Linked DNA regions of Homo sapiens: region 1 is linked to region 2. Evidence: read pairs that join two places in POLR2A ChIA-PET (ENCODE). Cell type or tissue: CD4-positive, alpha-beta T cell. All regions are shown on one strand. Each heading gives the region's core, and the rest is flanking DNA. Links, peaks and the distances in the headings are about the cores only.

Evidence for each region. ChIA-PET counts read pairs that join two places held together with the same protein. Peaks named below come from ENCODE experiments on the same cell type or tissue, not always from the same donor. Only the 100,000 strongest peaks of a DNase experiment are listed, where the experiment ranks them.
Region 1: POLR2A ChIA-PET joins it to region 2 with 9 read pairs; 5 of 35 experiments call an interaction of 5 or more read pairs at or near these places.

What each region holds. Positions count from the first base shown.
Region 1 is chr12:51,825,871-51,840,249 of GRCh38, reverse strand. All of the region lies in intron 1 of FIGNL2 (fidgetin like 2), which reads left to right. Among named protein-coding and RNA genes, the nearest start is that of FIGNL2-DT, 15 kb to the left of the region's middle. RefSeq lists enhancers at 3,219-4,170, 10,297-10,846, 11,949-12,500, 13,174-13,674. In CD4-positive, alpha-beta T cell, for the core only: no CTCF peak of the experiment used is centred there; a DNase peak (open chromatin) is centred at 12,187.
Region 2 is chr12:51,700,082-51,705,952 of GRCh38, reverse strand. It overlaps SCN8A (sodium voltage-gated channel alpha subunit 8), which reads right to left. Exons shown (of 27, transcript NM_001330260.2): 8 at 4,746-4,809; 9 at 3,039-3,180; 10 at 330-536. Among named protein-coding and RNA genes, the nearest start is that of SCN8A, 110 kb to the right of the region's middle. In CD4-positive, alpha-beta T cell, for the core only: no CTCF peak of the experiment used is centred there; no DNase peak of the experiment used is centred there.

The sequences.
Region 1 (14,379 bases), core at 10,380-14,379, 120 kb before region 2:
AGACAGGCACTGGAAGGACCTCACCAGCCCCAGATCACAGGGCCACCCCAAGTGGACAGAGGACAGTCCATGGCGGCCTCCACTGAGCACCTGCGCCCTCCCCGCAGTGCCCATCACTGAGTGCACAGGTGTGAGGCTGCGTTGTGTGCTAGAAACAGAGCCTCAGGGAGGGGAACTGACTTCAGACAGGGCAAAGCGCAGAGTCAACTGCAAATCCCTGTTCCTCAATGAAAAAGCAAGTCATCTTTTTAAAAAGTAATTGCTGACAAAAAGTCATGACTATCATTAAAAAGTCCAGGTCATCCTCGTTCCCAGTGGCCCTGCTCTTTCTACCACTGTGTGTCAGGGAATGTTTTCTGAGGGAGGGGACTTTGGGAAGGAGCAGGTCAGGGTAGAGAGAGAGCTGCAGAAAGGGCTAGAGAGCCACTTGTACCAGGGCTCACAGACAGGGGCTGGCTGAGCAGCGGAGGGAATGGGAACCCAGTTAACAAGTGATGTCACCTCTAAATTGGGCATTGGAGTGGAAGGGCAGAAGTGCCTGGAACATGCTTCGGGGCACCAAAGAGGGAGACAGGAACAGCCTCAGAGAGAATGGGCTGATGTGACTGGAGGAGCTGGAAAGGGCCCGAAGCTGGAAGGAAGGACAGACTCATCCACCTCTGGTGCCAGGCTGAAGGGTTAACATCGTCTCTGTGCTTGGTAGGAGGCTGAGTCTGTTTTAGACAGAAAGACCACCCTAGCAGCCACACAGAAGAAGGATTAGGAAGGCAGAGAACAGAGGCAGAATTCAGAGGTGGGGCCAGCTGTGGTGGGGAACATGAGAGCTGTGGGTTGTTTTAGAGAGAGTGTTAACCTGACTTCATGGCCAGCTAGATGAGTGGAGGCTGGAGAGACAGACACAGGGACTCCTAGGTTTCCAGCCTAGCTGAAGAGATGGAATCGGGAGAGAGGAGGTGGAGATGTTTTCCTTGGGCATGTTGAGTCTGAGGTCTCTGTGGACCCTCCCAGAGGGTCCTAAGATTCTCACCTAGATTCCTACCTCTCCTCTTAAGATTCCCGGGGACAGTGAAGAATGTGGCTCAAGACCAAGTTACGTCTGGGCACAGTGGGCTGTCAGGAGGGACTTGAAGCAGGAGTATGAGACTTGCCTGGCAGTTTCTAAGTGGCAGAGGGTGGGCTGGGGGGGTCATGGGAGGGCCCTGGTGCTCCTCCCTCTATTAGCAGAGGAGAGGCTGGTGACAGATGTCCCAGGACACAGGTCAGAGCAGCCAGGGGTCAGGCGAGGACATCCTGGGAAGCTGTGGTTTGGGACTGTATTTTCAGTGACGGTCAGCTGGTCAGGGCAGGACAGGGAACTCATTCCTGCAAGGCAGAGCTCTTCTGGGGCCCCGCAGGCAGCTCCAGGATTATGTTTTCTCTTTGGAGTCCTCTGTCAAATGAGTTGGGTCCTTCTGGGCCTGGAGAGCAGCCCCCCCACCTCTTTCCCAGGCCACTGCACCTAGCCAGTCTCTAGGAGCGAGTTGGAGCCTGCCCTGGGTCCTGCATGGGTGGCCCCTCTAGCTAGTCAGGAAAGTTCCACCTCTCCTTCACTGCCCTCAGGCCAGCCTGTGAGGGGGATGCTGCCTCTCCACCCCCCATTTCACAATGGAGGAAACAGATCAAGACATTGTCCCACATCTCAGAGGCTGACTCTGAGGCCAGTGCTCACTCCCTGCAATACCTGAGTCATGGGAGGGGGAAGGGCTGGCTAGAGTGGGCTCAGAGACCCCTGCAAGCCGTGGGTCAGTCTTTCAGGTTGCCCTTCAGACACCTGCCTTACCCAGGTTACTAATGGGTACAGGCTCTATTGGGGTGGGGTACCTGGAGCAGCCAGTGAAGTGGAGAAAGGGGAGAAGGGAAGGAGTATGTCTCACCGTAGAACAGGCTCACACCACAATCCTCCCAGCAGCCTGCTGAGGGGACTGAATGAGACAATGGAGATCCAGCTCCCAGCCCAGTGTGCAGTGGCCTCTGGGAAGCACACAGACAGGGCAGCCCTTACTCCTTTCTTCCCCCAGGGCCCAGGAGCTGACATCCATCTCTGACCTGCTCCAACATAGCTCACATGTAGTGAGAAGTGGGGTGTGGTGTGGTGGGCAATTCCCAGCCCCAAAGACTCGCTTTCCCCGGCCTCCATGAACACTTCTAGTGGCCCATGCAGCTCACCTCGAGCAGGTGGGAAGGAGAAGGAGAATCAGCCTTGCTAATCCTCCTGGAGGTGTGACTGGCTGACAGCCTGGAGCCTCCCAGAAGTTCCATTTGGTTTAAAAGAGAATCCTTCTTAACCAGAATGGTGTTCTCTTGGTGAAATTGCAGGCAGCCTAACCAAGGGGAGCAAACAACACCTAGGCAAGAGGGAGACACGTTGTGTTTTCTTTGGTGGCAGGGACTAGGGTAATAACAAGGCTATTTCTCTCTACCTGCTTTCTCCCAGAAGATGGGCTGGGGACAGAGCACCAGCCTGGAGCCCCTTGTGTTCCTGGATATTGCCTAGCTTTGGGGTGAGACAAGACAGTGGAAGGAAGGTGGCCTGAGCATCCCAGGGCAGCTTTTGGTGGAGGGTCCAGAGAAAACGTGGAGGGGCTGTTGGGAAGAAGGGGGTGGGGAGGAGAGGAGAGCTGGAAAAGTGATTAGCAGCTCTGATGAGGTTGCAGTCGGGCCTGGCGGCCCCAGGGCAACACAAGAGAAAAAAGGAGCTGTTATTCACAGAGGGTGGACAAAGATGGCTGCCTGACTGAGGCAGCCCCCCAGCCCATCCCAAGGCAGCCAGGTCACAGGGGGTACCGGCAGGCCCCACGCCCTTGGCATGGATACCCCTCATGGGGATTGGGAATGGGACTGAGGCTGTAGGGAAAACATTGGGAGCCTGCGTCCTATGTCCAGTTCCCAGCTCCCCCGGACCTTCTTTGAGAGCAGGAGAGGCCCAGGAGCCACCCCCAACCTCCTGGGGTAGTAGATGGGCTGTTTGATCAGTGAGTGTGTAAATTGGGATTTTATGGATCGCTTATTCACGGCTGGAGCTGGGGCCCCCAAATTCCTCTGTGCCCCAGAATGCTTAATCTAGTCTTGAGCTTCCCCCTGAGAGGCAGACGGGAGGAGAGCTCCCCACAGGCCCCCACCCCTCCTGCTGTGTCCCCTCCCAAGGCCCCAGGCTTTGTCAGTTGCAGGTTGAGCGGTTCAAATGTGCTAATACACTCCCTGGGGGCCACCGGACAGTGGGACTTACTCCTCAGTGCTGTGATTGGCCAGAGAGACCACAGGAGGGGGGTTTCTGGCAGCAGCTGGGAGTGTGTGTGTCTGCGCACCCACCCACCGGCATGTGCGCCTGTGTGAGGGGAGGAGGGGGCTGGGGGTGTCCACCCTGCTCAGACCACTGGGCAGAGACAAAGGACCTTCATCTAGCCTGGGACGAGGATTAAGCCCACCAGCCATGTCCCTACCTGGTCAAGCTGGTTAGGAAGTCCACTGCCCACCTCTACATCCTCCTATTACACTGTGACATGGTGGGGGCTTATTCAATGTGTGTTGAATGGATGGATGGATGAGTGACCACAAGAGTGACTGCATTTCTAACTGGGGTGTGTCTGCTGGGATAATCCGGCACCAACAGATTCCTCCATCTCCCCTTAGGATTCTGAAGTATCCGCCCCCCACCAACAGAGACTCACTTTAGCCCAGGCCTGACCAGACATCAAGGCTGGACATGAGAGACTGGCCAGGCCTCGGGGGACACAGCTGTGACCCCCGGACTGTGTTACCACTTGAGAGTGCTTTCACTGTGGTCACGTTTCTCCCTCTCTGCTGGCCCCCATCTGTCCTTGGGATTGGATGAGGATGAGGATGGTGGGCGGGGTGGGGGAGGGGTGTTGAGCAGCTGATGGGGGAGGGCAGCGCAGCCCAAAGGCCAGATGACAGAGTGCCCTGTCCTACCTTCCTCTCCTCCTCCTCCGCCTGTCCCTCCTCTCCTGAGGCAGGGCAGACAGGCGGGGCTGGGGCGGAGGGAGTTGACTCAGCTAGCCCATCCTCCCTCCCCTGGTTCTAGGGAAAGCTCCAGTCCAGGGTAGCTGTAAAACTGCCTGGGAATCCTAGGAAAAGAAGCCTGCAGGGCACGGTGGCTCACTCCTGTAATCCCAGCGCTTTGGGAGGCTGAGGTGGGTGGATCACCTGAGGTCAGGAGTTCGAGACCAGCATGGCCAACATGGTGAAACCCTGTCTATACTAAAAATACAACAATTAGCCAGGTATGGTGGTGCACGCCTGTAATCCCAGCTACTCAGGAGGCTGAGGCAGGAGAATCAATCACTTGAACCCAGGAGGTGGAGGTTGCAGTAAACGGAGATCACGCCACTGCACTTCAGCCTGGGTGATAAGAATGAAACTCTGTCTATAAAAAAAAAAAAAAAAAGAAGTCTAGATCCGCAGGAAGTCTACCTAAAGACCTTAAGAAGCGAGACTCCATAGAAGTTCAAGATAGAGCAGCTCCGTCCGATAGAACTTTCTATGGTGATGGAAAGGTTCTGTGTCTGTGATGTCTACTACAGTGGCCACTTCCACATACGGTTGTTGAACATATGGAATGTGGCTAGTACCACTGAGGAAGTAAAATTTTTATTTTATTAAATTTTAATGTCTGCAAATTTAAATAGTTACATGGGGCTAGTGCCTGTCATTGGACAGTACAGGATTAGAGGCTGTGTTCAGGGCTGAAGCAAAGTCCTTGAGTGCAAGTGCCAATTCTGCCCCTTTTGGGCTGGTGGCCTTGGGCAGGACTCTTCCCGCCACACTATGTTCCTTCCCCAGGTTGCTGGGCTGCCTCGAAGGGGAATGCGGTGTGGGCCATCTGAAGTTAGAGAATCATCTGTTCCTTTGGGTGACTGGGCTTCCCTCAAGAGGTCCTGGATCACAGAGGAGATAAACATGCAAGGAGAGCATGGCAGTCACAGTGGGAAAGAAGTGGCTGCAGGGAGCTCTAGACTTTGAGGCATCTAAGGAACTTCCTTGGGGGTCAGTCCAAGAAGGCTTCCTGGAAGAGGGGGTGGTGGGGGAGGGTTGGGCAGGAGTTGAGCCAGGGGATGGGTGGGAGGCTGTGCCTGAGAGCCTGACCCTGGAGATCTGCTTATTTTGAGCTTGAAATGAGGACCCTGTGCTTTGAGGCACCTTGGAGAGCCTTACTGCCTCTAGGCTGGGGTAGGCAGGTGTTGACACATGGGCTGAGTCCCACTTCCCCTCTTACAGCTTGTATGACCTTGGGAGAATCTCTTTCCACACTTGAGTCTCCATTTCCTCTTCTATAAAATGGGGAGAATAATGCCCATCTGGCAGGGACATTGTGAGGACGAAAACGATGGATAACTATGAAGTTCTTTGCAAACACTAGAAGGCTGGGTGAAAGGGAAGGTTCATTCCTCAAGGGTGCTGGGCCCCTGGCCTGGCCTCTCAGAGCAACAACAGATGGTCACAGCTTGGCTGTGGCCCTGACCGCGGACACAGGCAGGGATATCTGTGCTGTCCCCTCCCGTCAGCGTGTGCACGCGTACACAGAGCCCAGATGGGGGCCGCTTGGCCAGCTTCTCCCAGGCCGACCTCCTGCTGTTTGGCATTTGACATATGAGAAGACCAGGGCCAGAGCACACCCCTCACCACATCTCCCACCCCAGAGAGGAGCCAGACTGGCGGGGCGGCCTCCGCACCTCCAGGAAGCAGGATCCTGAGGGCCCTGATCTCTTTACCATGTGTCCAGAGACCTTTGATGGGAATTCCAGCACCCCTTTTGTCCTCTCCCACAGAAGCCCAATGGGGTGGGGGGTAACAGAAGGAGAGAGATTTAAAGAGAAAGAGGCCCTGTGGAGTCTCTGGGGGGCTGAGATAGGTGCCTTTGGGGGCTGGACACTTTCCTCTGGTGTTCACAGACACAAATGCCCCTTCTGGACTCCCCTCCCCTATCCATTCCTGAGGTGAGCCCCTGGCTTCACCCCTTGCCACCCTCACCATCACATGTACACTCAAATTTAGTCACCCTGATTGCTTTCTTTATTTGGACACAGAGGCCATTTCAAGCCTCTAGGATCATCCATCCATCCATCCATCCATCCATCCATCCAACCATCCATCCACCCATCCGTCTGTCTGTCTATTCATCCATCTGTCCATCTGTCCATCTGTCCATTCATCCATCCATCCATCCATCCATCCGTCCATTTGTCTGTCCATTCATCCATCCATCCGTCCATTTGTCTGTCCATTCATCCATCCATCCGTCCGTCTGTCCATCCATCCTGTAGTCTATTGAGAACTTAATCTGTGCCGGGCACTGTCCTAGGTGCTTGGGATATAACAGTGAACAAAACAAAGTCCCTGCTCTCATGAACTTTCTAGTGGGTACACAGACAATAAAGCAACAAATAGGACTGTCCCCTTCAACCTGTTGTTCCATAATCTGATGGATGAGTGTTACAGGGAACATCAGGTTGAAGGGGACAGTGTCTGCCGAGGCAACGGCTAAGCAGAGACTTGATGCTAGGCAGGGTGCAAGCCCAGGGAAGGTGTGTTCCAGGCAGGGCAGAGGCAGGGGCACTGAGGTGGAAAGCAGCGTGGCGGGAGGAGCTGTGAGGAGGCCAGGGTGTGGAAGGGAGGGAGGAGGGGCAGTGGCAGCAGGTGAGGCCGAGAGGTAATGGAAGCCGACCATGAGGACCCTGTATGCCAATGAGAGGACTTTGGCTTTTATTCTGAGTGAGATGGGAGCCACTGGAAGCTTTTGGTGGAAGAATGACTTATGGAACATGCTTTCAAGAGTTACACTGGCAACTGTGTTAAGAAAAGAGAGGACGATGTAGAAAGGGGGAGGTGAGATGGAAGTGAGGCCAGGCACAGTGGCCCATGCCTGGAATCCCAGCCCTTTGGAGGCCAAGGAAGGAGGCTAGCTTGAGCCCAGGAGCTCAAGACCAGCCTGGACAACACAGTGAGACCCCCATCTCTACAAAAAAATTTTAAAAATTAGCTGGGTGTGGTGGCCCACCACACCTATGGTCCCAACTACTTGGGAGGCTGAGGTAGGAGGACTGCTTGAGCCTGGGAGGTCCAGGCTGCAGTGAGCCGTGATCACGCCGCTGCACTCCAGTCTGGTCAGCAAAGTGAGACCCTGTCTCAAAAAACAAAACAAAAAAAAGAGAGAGAGGCTGCAGCTGTCGTCCAGGTGATAGCATCCCTGAGGTGGTGAGAAGTGATTGAAGAATCTAATTTGCTGTTCTGAAGAGTGAAAGAGAAGTTAAGGATGACCGCAAGGTTTCTGGCTTGAGCAACTAGAAAGGATGCAGCTGCCATTTCCTGCAGTGGGGAAGGCTGAGGGAGGGCTAGGTTGCGGATGTGGGAGCCCGGAGTTTCACTTTTGGGCATGTTAATTATGCCAATTAAATATTCCAGTGGGGATGTCAGCAAGAAGGTTGAATAAAGTGCGGAGTGCAGGGGAGAAATCTCAGCTGGAGAACTATGTTTGGGAAACATCAATACACAGGTGATGGTCAAAGCTAGGAGATGGGATGGGATCATGCACGGAATTACCATGGAGAGGGAAAAGAAGGCTGCAGGACTGAGCCCGAGGTCTGCAGGGTTTAGAAGGGAGTGGGTGATGGGAGGGCAGCAAAGAGGCTGTGGAGGGGACGGCAGCAGGGGCCAGGAGAGCGCAGGTCCCTGGTTTTGCAAGAGGAGGGCAGAGCATCAGATTCAGCTGTGTGGTTATGAGGCAAAGGTAGTGGAGTGTTGGGGGTAAATGCCTGCTTGGAAGGGGTTCAAGAGGAATGGAAGGACAGGAATAAGAAACAGTAGCATAGAAAAGGTAAAAACAAGCAAAGAGAGAGAGATAGAATGTAGCTGAAGGGGGATTCAGAAATTATTTTGGGGCCGGGCACAGTGGCACACGCCTGTAATCACAGCACTTTGGGAGGCTAAGGCAGGTGGACCACCTAAGGTCAGGAGTTCAAGACCAGCCTGGCCAACATAGAGAAACCCTGTCTCTACTAAAAATGCCAAAATTAGCTGGGCGTGGTGGTGGGCACTTGTAATCCCAGCTACTTAGGAGGCTGAGGCAGGAGAATTGCTTAAATCCAGGAGGCAGAGGTTGCAGCGAGGCAAGATCGTGACACTGCATTCCGCCTGGGCATCAGAGCAAAACTCTGTCTCAAAATAAATAAATTAAATTAAATTAAAAATTAGCTAGGTGTGGTGGCATGTGCCTGTAGTCCCAGCTGCTCAAGAGACTGGGGTGGAGGAATGCTTGAGCCTGGGAGGTGGAGGCTGCAGTGAGCTATGGGGACACTACTGCACTGTAGCCTGGGCAACAGAGCAAGACCTTGTCTCAAAAATGTATATATATTTTGGGCTTTTTTTCCTAAAACGGGAACTACAACAGCATATTTGCGAGCTGATGAGAGTGACCCAGCAGAGAGGGAAATGGATCAGGTAGGAGAAGGGGGAACCGAGGGAACAGTGTCTTTCTTGAAAGAGGGTGGGATCAGTGCACAAGAGGGAGACTTCAGACAGCTCACCCATCCTCGGTTCATCCTTTGTTCTATCCCCTCTCCCGCCAAGGAGTGAGCTTAGGGACAGGGAAGGAAAGCATTTGGCTCTCATGCCCCGCTCAGGGGTGTGCTCCCTGCCTTGTATCCTTGCCTTTCCACAGCCTGTGGAAGTGGGAGGAGATCTGCTTTCAGGTCCCCACTTGGCCTCCAGAGGATTGCGTGACCTGGGGCCAGCCACATCTGTCTGGCACTGTTTTATCTGCAAATAATACCTGCTTAACTGGGGTGCTGTGGGGAGTGGGTGCCAGCACTCCCTGCTCAGCTCTGCACTTTCCTTGTTTTCTCCTGGAGCCTCCGAGCTGGGACCTGCTGTCCCCTCCATGCCCCAGTGCTCCCCATGACTGCTGCAAAATGAATTCCTGACTCCCTAGCGAAAGTACCTCCGCTGTCTCTGAACCTCCAGCATTCTTTCTTTTCCTCTTTTTTTCTTTTTTAGCTATATGACCTTATTTTTTTAATCTATCAACTGTATTTATTCCTGTAATTCTTCATTTGCACAAAAAATCAACAGTTGTCTCTGTTTTAAGGGTAATACAGGCTGGGTTTTGTGCTCACGCCTGTAATCCCAGCACTTTGGGAGGCTGAGGGGGTGGGCTGCCTGAGCCCCGGAGTTTGAGGCCAACCTGAACAACCTGGTGAAACTCTGTCTGTACAAAAACAAACAAACAAACAAACACAAACATTAGCCAAGCTCGGTGGCATGTACCTGGCACCTGTGGTCCCAACTGCTAAGGAGGCTGAGGTGGGGGGATCGCTTGAACCTGGGAAGTTGAGGCTGTGGTGATCTCGCCACTGCACTCCAGCCTGGGCAATAGAGTGAGACTCTGTCTCAAGAAAAAAAGAGCGTAGGCCGGGTGTGGTGGCTCATGCCTGTAATCCAGCACTTTAGGAGGCCAAGGCGGGCGAATCATGAGGTCAGGAGTTTGAGACCAGCCTGGCCAACATGGTGAAACCCCATCTCTACTAAAAATACAGAAAATTAGCTGGGTGTAGTGGTGGGCGCCTGTAATCCCAGCTACTCAGGAGGCTGAGGCAAGAGAATCACTTGAACTCAGGAGGGGGAGGTTGCAGTGAGCCGAGATCGCACCACTGCACTCCAGCCCATGCGACAGTGTGAGACTCCATCTCAAAAAAAAAAAAAAAACAACTCAATATTTTGATTTTAAAATTTCTTTTTTTAAATAAAAATGGGTATATTTATGGTATACAAAATGGTGTTTCGAAATATGTACCCATTGTGGAATGGCTAAATTGAGCTAATTAACATATGCATTCCCTCACATACTTATTTGTGGTAAGAACACCTAAAATCTACTCTCAGTAATTTTCTTCTTCTTCTTTTTTTTTTTGAGATGGAGACTGGCTCTGTTGCCCAGGCTGGAGTGCAGTGGCGCGATCTCAGCTCACTGCAACCTCCGCCTTCCAGGTTCAAGCGATTCTCCTGCCTCAACCTCTCAAGTAGCTGGGATTACAGGCACCCGCCACTACACCCGGCTAATTTTTGTATTTTTAGTAGAGATGGAGTTTCACCATGTTGGCCAGGCTGGTCTCGAACTCCCGACCTCAGGTGATCCGCCTCCCTCACCCTTCCAAAGTGCCAGGATTACAGGCATGAGCCACCACACCAGGCCTACTCTCAGTAATCTTCAAGTATACAATGCACTTTTATTAACTCTAGTCACCATATTTAACAATAGATCTCTTGAACTTACTCCTCCTGAAATTTTGTCTTTTGACCCTTTCTTCCTTCCTTCCTCCTTCCCATTCTCTTTCATTCCTTTTTTTCCTTTCTTCTCCTCCCTCTCTCCCTCCCTCTCTTCCTTCCTTTTCTCCCTTCCTTCCTTCCTTCTTTTTTCCTCTCTTCCCTTCCCTCCCTCCCTCCTTTCTGAGGAAACACTTTGTTTTCTCTTCCCTGTTAGCTGATCAAGTCTGCAGGCATGGGTCCCAATGTGGTCTGGTTTGCCTCTCAAGCCGGGAGTCATAGCTGGCACACAGTGGCTGGCACACTCAAGGTATCATGGAAGGAAGAATCATGCAGCCACCCCATGGCATCCTCTAGCTCATCCCTAAACATGTGTTGAGCCCTACTCATGCTAGGCCCCTTGCCAGCTCTAGGGCAGCCCCCAGGCAGGTTTTGAAGGCTATTCTCTGGCCCAGAACTGGGGAAAGAGGTTCCTGTATGGTAGGTGCCAGGGCTGTGGCAGGTGACCAGTCTTCCAGAGTCCCCTTGTTACCCCTCCCTCTCCTCTCCTGTTGCAATAACTGGGGGGTTGGCATGAGGGAGAGGGCCTAGAGGAGGGGGCACAGTCCTGTTCAAGCTCTGCCAGGCAGCCAGAGACCCCCTGGGGCACCCGTTGTAAGCAGCAGACAAAAAGCCTGGGACAAAAGGCCTGTGGGAGCCTTGGTGAATAGATAAATGAGATTTCCATAAGGGAGGCCGACAATGGGATTCTCCCTTCCAGCCTCTTTGTTCCAGGCTGAGATAATGGAGCTCAGAGGAGGCTTGCCCAGAGGCATGGCCCCTTCTCCACACCGGCCTGGAGCCGACTCACAGCTGCCCCTCCTTGCCTACCCTGCCCCCAGCCCAGTTTGGTCCAATCCCTTCCCTCCCCTATGGGTGACGGAATCCAGAATCAGAGAATTTCTGGAAGATCCGGAAGGAATCTTGGGGGTCTCCTTCGGGGGTTGGAGGAGGGTGTTGATGCTGTGTTGTTGGGGTTTCTTCCTACCTCACCCTGTAAAAAATTTATTTGTGTTTCTAATGAGAAAGGAAGGTTAGAGGTCCACTGATCTAAACCAGCGGTCTCAATGGACAGATGAAGAAAGTGGAGTTTAGTAAGGTTAACTCATGTCTTGGCCATGATCACAGAGTGACAGCTCAGGGCATTTGCTGCCCCAGGAAGCCAGGGTGGCCTGGGGGGATACCTACTGCCTGCATCAGGCCCTGTGCATGGAGAGCCTGTGGTCCTCAGGGATGGGAGAGGCACCCACAGGACCCGAGGGCAGCAGGACCACGGGGGAGATAGGTGCCTGAGTGTTCTGGCCAGCTGTGAAGGCTGAATCATCTCTCATGAACCTTGTAAGACTTCCTAAAAATGAGGGGAGGGGTTTTAGGAATGACTTTACTCTTCCATCCCGTAATTCTTTCCGTAACTATTGATTGATTGCCTGTGAGTTTGAAGGACTTCGTCCTGTGGGTAGAGTCAAGCGGGGTTCCAGCTTCCTATGTGCACAGCAGCACTTCACCTTCAAGGTCTGCAGAGAAAGAGCTGCCGCAGGAACAATACCTTGCTCCCCAAACCAGGCAGTTTGAGAGAGAGAGTGTTTTCTCCACAGAGTCCCAGCTACCACCTGGGAAAACCACAAAACCCAAATAAGGAACTGTGTGCCCAGCCCAGGGGTGTGTCTGGTTATCTGATGGCCCTTCACAGGGAAAGACAGGCTCTACTTGGGCGTTTTACCGGGAGGGGACACAAATTCTCCTGCCTGCTCTGAAGGGTAAATACACAGCACTCGGGGGCAGAGCCACTGTTTCCACAGGCCCAGGAAGTGAGTGTTGGTGAGTGTAGGTGTGCAGCGTGGAATGACTCAGGCTATTCTCTGGCTGTAAGAACAAAGGGCTGGGCCAGAGAGCCCTTATAGGCAAGTGGTTCAGGGCCTGGGCTTTGAGTCCTGTCTCCACTCTGTAACAGCCATGTGACCCTGAAGATGTGTTAATCTCTGTACCTCAGTCTCCTCATCTGGGGAGGCGATGGGGATGACAATAACAGTATTGATCTCAGAGCTGGTATGACGGCTGCATTAGAGATGTAAAACGTAGAACAGGCGCTGGTTCTGTACACAGTGCTTGGGTTTTGGGGAAATGGCGTCAGCTACTGGCCCGTCATATTAGAACTGGAAGGAACCTCTTTTCACAGAACATTCACCAAGTTTCCCCAGCCCCAAAGAGAAGTTACTTGTTTAGTGTCACTCAGCAAGGTTGGGGCACTGCTTGGGTTCTGAATTTGTAATTTGTGCCCCACACTGGACTGTGTCCATTATATACATTATCTTTAAATCCTCACTGCCACTCAACATGACATACGTTATGCCCTTTAACAAATGGAGAAATTGGCTGGGTGCAGTGGCTCAGGCCTGTAATCCCAGCACTTTGGTAGGCTGAGGCAGACAGATCACTTGAGGCCAGGAGTTTGAGACCAGTCTGGCCAATATGGCAAAACCCTGTCTCTACTTAAAAAAAAAAAAAACAAATAGAAATGGGGAAATTGAGGTTCACTGAGGTCAGGCAACCTGCCCAGGGTCACACAGTGTGTGTTTGGGCCTGGATTCAAATTAGGTCTCTGGGATTCAAAGCCTATACTTTCCCCCATGTCCTCAGGGCCTTTCCTCACCTCCAGCATCACTGATCATTGGAGTGTGACTTGTGAACCTGGACAGGAGACATGGGGTCCCCGTCCTGGGGAGATCCTTCCTGAGGCTCCTGTGGGAGGCAAACTGGCAGCAGGCCCAGGGTCTCTGTGTCAGAGCAAGAGGGCTGTAACTGGCCTGGGGGTGGGGGCAGGGAGACAGCATTTTCCACCTATAGCGGGCTAGGGGAGGAAGGCAAGGCCTGGCAGGCCTGGGTCTGTCAGGAAGCATCTAAGTGAGATCACACTTTAAACATGTGCGTGCCAGGCACAGGCATGAACATATGCACATGTGCCTGCAGCTGCGCACATCTGTACACATCCCTGGTGGTGTGCACATACATGTTGGTGTGTATTCAGACTCACGTGAGACATCGTTCTGGGCCTGTGTGCAGGTAAGGCAATCTCACCCACTCTTCTCAAACTTCTACCCTCTTCCCGCCCTTAGGTTGGGGCTGGTCCTTTGGCAGCTGAGTTCTTTCTCTTGGAAGGGGTTAAAGGAAAATGTAGCGCTATGGAACTAAGTTTAGCAGAAGTTGCTGACCTGGTGCCCTGCTTCCTGGTTAGATTTTTTTTTTTTTTTTTTTTTTTGAGATGGGAGTTTCGCTCTTATCGCCCAGGCTGGAGTGCAATGGCGCGATCTTGGCTCACTGCAACCTCCACCTCCCAGGTTCAAGATATTCTCCTGCCTCAGCCTCCCAAGTAGCTGGGATTACAGGTGCCTGCCACCACGCCCGGCTAATTTTTTTTTTTTTTTTGTATTTTTAGTACAGAGGGGTTTCACCACGTTGGCTAGGCTGGCCTTGAACTCCTGATCTCAGGTGATCCACCCGCCTCAGCCTCACAAAGTGCTGGGATTACAGGCGTGAGCCACTGTGCCTGGCCCCTGGTTAGATTATTGAAAGGATCTCTAGTGGATGTCATGTCACTGCATGTAGACAATGATGCCTTAAAGAAGGAAGAAGGGAAAAAGGGATGAGCTGGTAGCTAGTGGGGAACCCAGGGTCAAGAGAGGTCATTTTGAAGATGAGAATTAATCAAGCTAACTGTGTGGGGGGGGCGGGCCCAGCACCTAGGAGGGATAATTGATGGGGCCGAGAACTGGGGCGGATGGACCCTGAGGCCTTCTGGGTGCAAGATGGATACAGATGTAGATAAAGGTAAAAAGAGGGCCAGAGGTAAGGGAGCTTTGCCCAATGACTTCATTTTTTGCCCTGGCTAAAATGGGAGGAAATTTACCTGGAGTGGAAGGGCCAGGTAATGAAGGGCCAAATGAAGACTGAGAGTAGAGATCAGGTGGTCTAGATAAGAGTGTCGGCCGGGCGCGGTGGCTCACGCCTGTAATCCCAGCACTTTGGGAG
Region 2 (5,871 bases), core at 799-4,798:
CTTAACATTTCTCCCAAGAAAAAGAATATGCTTATGTGAAACACTATATAAACTGCCCTGGTCACTTTTTTCTTCCCAGTCATCATGGCGGTTGCACACTGAACAGTTGAGCAATTCAACAAAAGATGATATGAACAAACAATTTGGCTGTTAAGACAAATGGAATAATTGGAGCAACCATCTGCAGTTGTTACTTGGGTTATTTTCATCAGACCAATGGCCTCTATTTGAAAATATGCCTAGAAAAGATCAACTGCAGTGAAAATCAGATGGGGTCTTAGTCACCATGATCTGGCAGGAAGGTCTATTGCAAAGAATTCATCACCAACCTGTGCCTCTTCCTGTTGCTTCTTAAGTTGCTCCAACATTGCTTTAAATTCAGCCTCTTTTTGTTCTGCCTCCTCCAGTGTTGCCTGATTCTGTTCTTCATAAGCCATGGCCACCACAGCCAAGATCAAGTTCACCAGATAGAAAGAACCCACAAAGATGACCAAGACGAAGAAGATCATGTATGTTTTCCCGGCTGCTCGTAAAGTCTGCAAAGACAAAGGCCATTTTCTGAGTCACTTGTACCAAATGAACCGGGCTGAAAACAGCTAATGGGCCAAGTTCCTCTGTAAGGGCACTATTTGCATTTTGTACAGGACTGTTTCCTTGTGCAGTACTCCTTCCTATTGTGGGCACTTGGTACTCCCAATGGTTGAATGGTTTCACTTATCCTCAACTCATATTAAATGGCAGTAGTTATCTCCCAACCATTGTGACAAAAAAATCCCCTCTCATTTCTAAATATTCCCCATACACTTCTTTCATAAAAAAAGTTTGATTTTGGGCTAAGACAAGTATAAAGAAAAGAATACAAGACTGCAGTTTATTTATCTACAGATCCTCAAACAGCATTAACAGACAAATTATGTCTCTGAAATCAGGTCCAAGTTGAAGGAAATCCCATCTTTTTATTTTATTTATTTTTTTTTTGAGATGAAGTGTCACACTATCACCTAGGCTGGAGTGTGATGGCACGATCTTGGCTCACTGCAACCTCTGCCTCCCAGGTTCAAGCGATTCTCCTGCCTCAGCCTCCCGAGTAGCTGGGATTACAGGTGCCCACCACCATGCCCAGCTAATTTTTTTGTATTTTTAGTAGAGACGGGGTTTCACTATGTTGGCCAGGCTGGTCTTGAGCTCCTGACCTCATGATCCACCCGCCTCGGCCTCCCAAAGTGCTGGGATTACAGGCGTGAGCCACCACGCCCGGACCCATTTTTTTTTTTTTTTTTTTGTAGGTGGAGTCTTGCTCTGTCACCCAGGCTGGAGTGCAGTGCCATCATCTCAGCTCACTGCAACCTCCACCTCCCAGGTTAAAGCAATTCTCCCACCTCAGCCTCCCGAGTAGCTGGGATTACAGGCATGTGCCACCATGCCCAGCTAATTTTTGTATTTTTAGTAGAGATGTGGTTTCACCAGGTTTGCCAGGTTGGTCTTGAACTCCTGGCCTCAAGTGATCCACCTGCCTCGGCCTCCCAAAGCGCTGGGATTACAGGCATGAGCCACTGTGTCCGGCCAGGAAATCCCCATCTTGAGTGACACCCTTCCTTATTCTTTTGCAATAGGATGAGTTTTAAAAGGATATGACAATATGACATAAAGGATAGTGGGGGAGGTTAAAAAAAGGCAGAAGGAAACTAGGTTTTAGGTTATGTGCATGCAACCCACTATTACACAGTTTTCATCTTTATTCTGTTAACCACAAAATGGGCCAGGCACGGTGGCTCATGCCTGTAATCCCAGCACTTTGGGAGGCCAAGACAGGTGGATCACCTGAGGTCAAGAGTTCAAGACGAGCCTGGCCAACCAACATGGTGAAACCCCGTCTCTATTAAAAATACAAAAATTAGCCAGGTGCGTGCGTCATGCCTGTAATCCCAGCTACTCGGGAGGCTGAGGCAGGAGAATTGTTTGGAGGCTGCAGTGAACAGAGATTGCGCCTCTGCACTCCAGCCTGGGCGACAGAGCGAGACTCTGTCTCAAAAAAGAAAAAAAAAAAGAAACAGCATCAATCACAAATATTTCATGAGAAACATTCAACCTGAGGGAACTCTAGGCTGTGCAACAGAAAGGTAAGAATTAACTCAGATATTTGAACTAGAAACTTCCCTTAAAGAGGGTCCTTCATGCCTGAGGGGACGTGTTTTTCATTTTCAAAGTAACTGGTATCACCAAATGACACAAAGAGAAAACAATGGACTGTCATAAAATTTCTAAGCTGTAAGACACTTAGCAATCACTTACACTAACTTCATTACAACCAGCAAAGTTAAATGACTTGTCCAGAGTCACCAGTGTAGCCCAACAGAATGTTACTGACCTTATTTTTATCTGTACAACCTGCTTGAACAAATCCAAATGTGTTACAAATCTCAAAAATGTTGATATACTCCAAGGTCCTTATGGAAATTCCATCTATATAGTGCCTTGCACAAAGAGGTGTTTAATTTTTCTTAAACAGAAGCCCTAATGGTGGCTCACGCCTGTAATTCCAGCACTTTGGGAGGCCACAGTGGGAGGATCACTTGAGGCCAGAAGTTGCAAGACCAGCCTGGGCAACAGAGTGAAATCCCAACTTTCCAAAAAGTAGAAATATTATAGCCAGGTGTGGTGGTACATGCCTGTAGTACCTACCTCAAAAACAAAACAAAACAAAACAAAACAAAAAAAACAAACCCTAACCCCAAATATCCAAAAGGAGATATGCTGCAGAGGATGAACAATAGGAAGTAGATAGAGATAGCAGATTCTCAGGCCAGACAAGAGGCCGTCAAGGCTGTAAGAGTCTACAGCTATACATGACTGAGCATTCGAGAAACAGGGATGAGAACTGAGAGAATTCACTTAATATCAAAAACCAGCTGACTGTGGGAAACACAACAGTTAGATCTTGTATAATGTCTTCACTAAATGTCTCTCACACAGAAGGTCCCCAACCCCATATAAGCTCATGCAAACTCTATGGCCAAAGGAAAAGAGGTATTACTCACCAATTGATACAAGTTTTCCCAATAGTCCTGGGTCATAAGGCGAAATAATGCCAAGAAGGCCCAGCTAAAAGTGTCAAAACTTGTGTAACCATAGTTGGGGTTCCTTCCTGCTTTCATACACTGGTATCCCTCTGGGCATTGCCTAAAGAAAGAAAGGGAAGTTCAGGACTTTTCAACATAATTCCACCCAGCCATGACCTTGGAGATAATAAATAACATAATTCTATTTACTCCATGACCTTGGAGATAATAAATAACCATTGATAGAGCCAGGCCAACAAATTAGAAGAAAAAGAAGAAGGAAATAAGCAGCTAACCAACTTCTGGGGACAGCCTAGGGTCAGAATCACCTGGCATGGTCTTTAAAAATGCAGATTCCTGCATCCTTACCCAAACTAGGAATTAAAAGTTCTGGATATGGGATCTATGAATCTGCATTTTTAAGAGGTATGCCAGGTGATTCTTATGCATGCCAAAGTGTGAGAAGTACTGTTCTAGATTCATATCAATGTGCAATTCAATCAAATTTAACTCAGCTATTATCCCAAATGACAAACGGCTAGAAGTTCCTCTTTTTTTTTTTTTTTTTTTTTGATACAGAGTCTAGCTCTGTTGCCCAGGCTAGAGTGCCATGGCATGATCTCGGGTCACTGCAACCTCTGCCTTCTGGGTTCAAGCGATTCTCCTGCCTCAGCCTCCCGAGTAGCTGGGATTACAGGCACCTGCCACCACGTCTGGCTAATTTTTGTATTTTTAGTAGAGACGGGGTTTCACTGTGTTGGCCTGGCTGGTCTCGAACTCCTGACCTCGGGATCTGCCTGCCCCAGCCTCCCAAAGTGCTGGGATTACAAGCGTGAGCCACCGCGCCTGGCCAGAAGTTCCTCTTAATCATTTGTTTTCTTTACACTCACTGTGACAACCTAAGTCAAGGGGGGATTTCAGTTACCTCAGTTACACCATTTCTCCTGCTTTTAGATTCATCTCATATTTCTTTCAATGTAATCTCTAGTAGTCTAATACAGAAATTAAATGGATTTCTAGACATTGTGGTCATGTTAAAACACCAGTTCTTAGAGGACCAATATACTCTGCAAAATGACACTACCACCCTACATTTATAAAGCCCTCTGTTTACAAAGCATTTTCATGTAATGTAAGTGGATCCTTACAGTAACCCTGTGAGCAAGAGAGAGCATGGCTTATTAAATAAATCCATTTTATGGATGAAAAAAACCAAGGCTCAGGTAAGTTAAATGGCTTGCCAAAGGTCTTAGAGCAGGAAGTATCAGGATCAGGACTCAAATACTACGTTGCTACTCTTTTTCCTCCTCTATGCTGTCAGGTCAAGCATATTTTGGGTCATCCTTGGATCCATAACCATCACTAAGATGGTATCTTTGCTCTCTATTGTACTATAGGATGAGAGGAGTCCCCAAGAGGCAGGTAAGCTATCTGGTGTTATTGATTTCATCCTTGGATTCTTTCATTTTGGCTTGAGACTACAAGCACAGGCACTTACTAGTGAAATGTCAACTTTAGATAGACAAATGTGAAACAAAGAAAATCTATGCCAACCGATAGGTCAGATGCAATTGTAAGGTCTACTACTTGAGCACAAAGAAAAGTAAACATATTGCCTATTTTGACCCTACTAATAACAGGTACATTATTTTAAGGAAAGAGAATAAAACTAGGTGAGCTACTTACCCAGCATCAGAACTGTTCCCACAGAGTAAAGGTTCCAGCATGCCAGGAACTGTGTAGAAATTTGCTAGAAAAGTTTGAAGAGGCAGGAAATGAACAGGCAGATTTAAGTGAATGAGAGAATAAGGTTACACTGTTCCTAACTAGCCCCAGCAGAAAGTTATTGACTTTAGCTCATAAATCTTTTCCAACAGCTGTGACAGCTGATAAGAATTCTTTCCTATTAATGATTTTCTTATATATATTTACAAATTAAAAGTGCTATCCCAAAGTTCTTGATGCAATATAGTTTTCACAGACACCCAACTTCCATTCATACTTCAAATCTATATGCCAGATTCTGGTACTTGAATCAAAGGGACCTAAAAGTAAGTTTTCTGAGTTGTACACCCCTTTATACCACTCTATTCTTCTATCCTTACAACGTGTCTTTATCAAAGATATTTTAGAGCTCATTGGTCACTAGATACTAGGTCCTATTTTAAATTACAAGGCATGTTTTCCTTTCCAGCATATGTCCCCGAAATCTCCTTTGCAACACTTTCTTATGGTTACTAAACTGACTTTATTTTCTCAGGAATGACTAATAGTGACATCTCTAACTTTTTTCATGAGTCTAAAGAAGTATCACTACATCAAATTTTCCTTTGGTTCCTCAAATAAAATGATTAAAACTACTCAACTGTAATAGGATTGAATAGTGCCTTAAAGATCACCTGATTCCCTAGACTAGATCGACTGCAATAGTCTTAGTAGTATTAAGAAAATTTGAGTTCCATAGATACATTCTGGACTAAATGTGTAAATATCCCAAGTAACTCAGCTAGGGAAAAAAATAATTTTTATCAAGCTTCTAAGCCTGAATTTCAAAGCAAAAGTTTAGGGGTACATGCGAAAAAGGGAGAGAGAGGGCTGATGTTTGAGAGCTTCTGAACACAATCCTACGTCGAGGAAAGGAATAATTTTACAAGGCTAGTTCTAGTAGCACTGCCATTCCTTTCCAGCTCCAACTACCTCTTTTTTTTTTTGTTTTTTTTTTTGAGATGGAGTTTTGTTCTTGTTGCCCACCCAGGCTGGAGTACAATGGCGTGATCTTGGCTCACCGCAACCTCCGCCTCCCGGGTTCAAG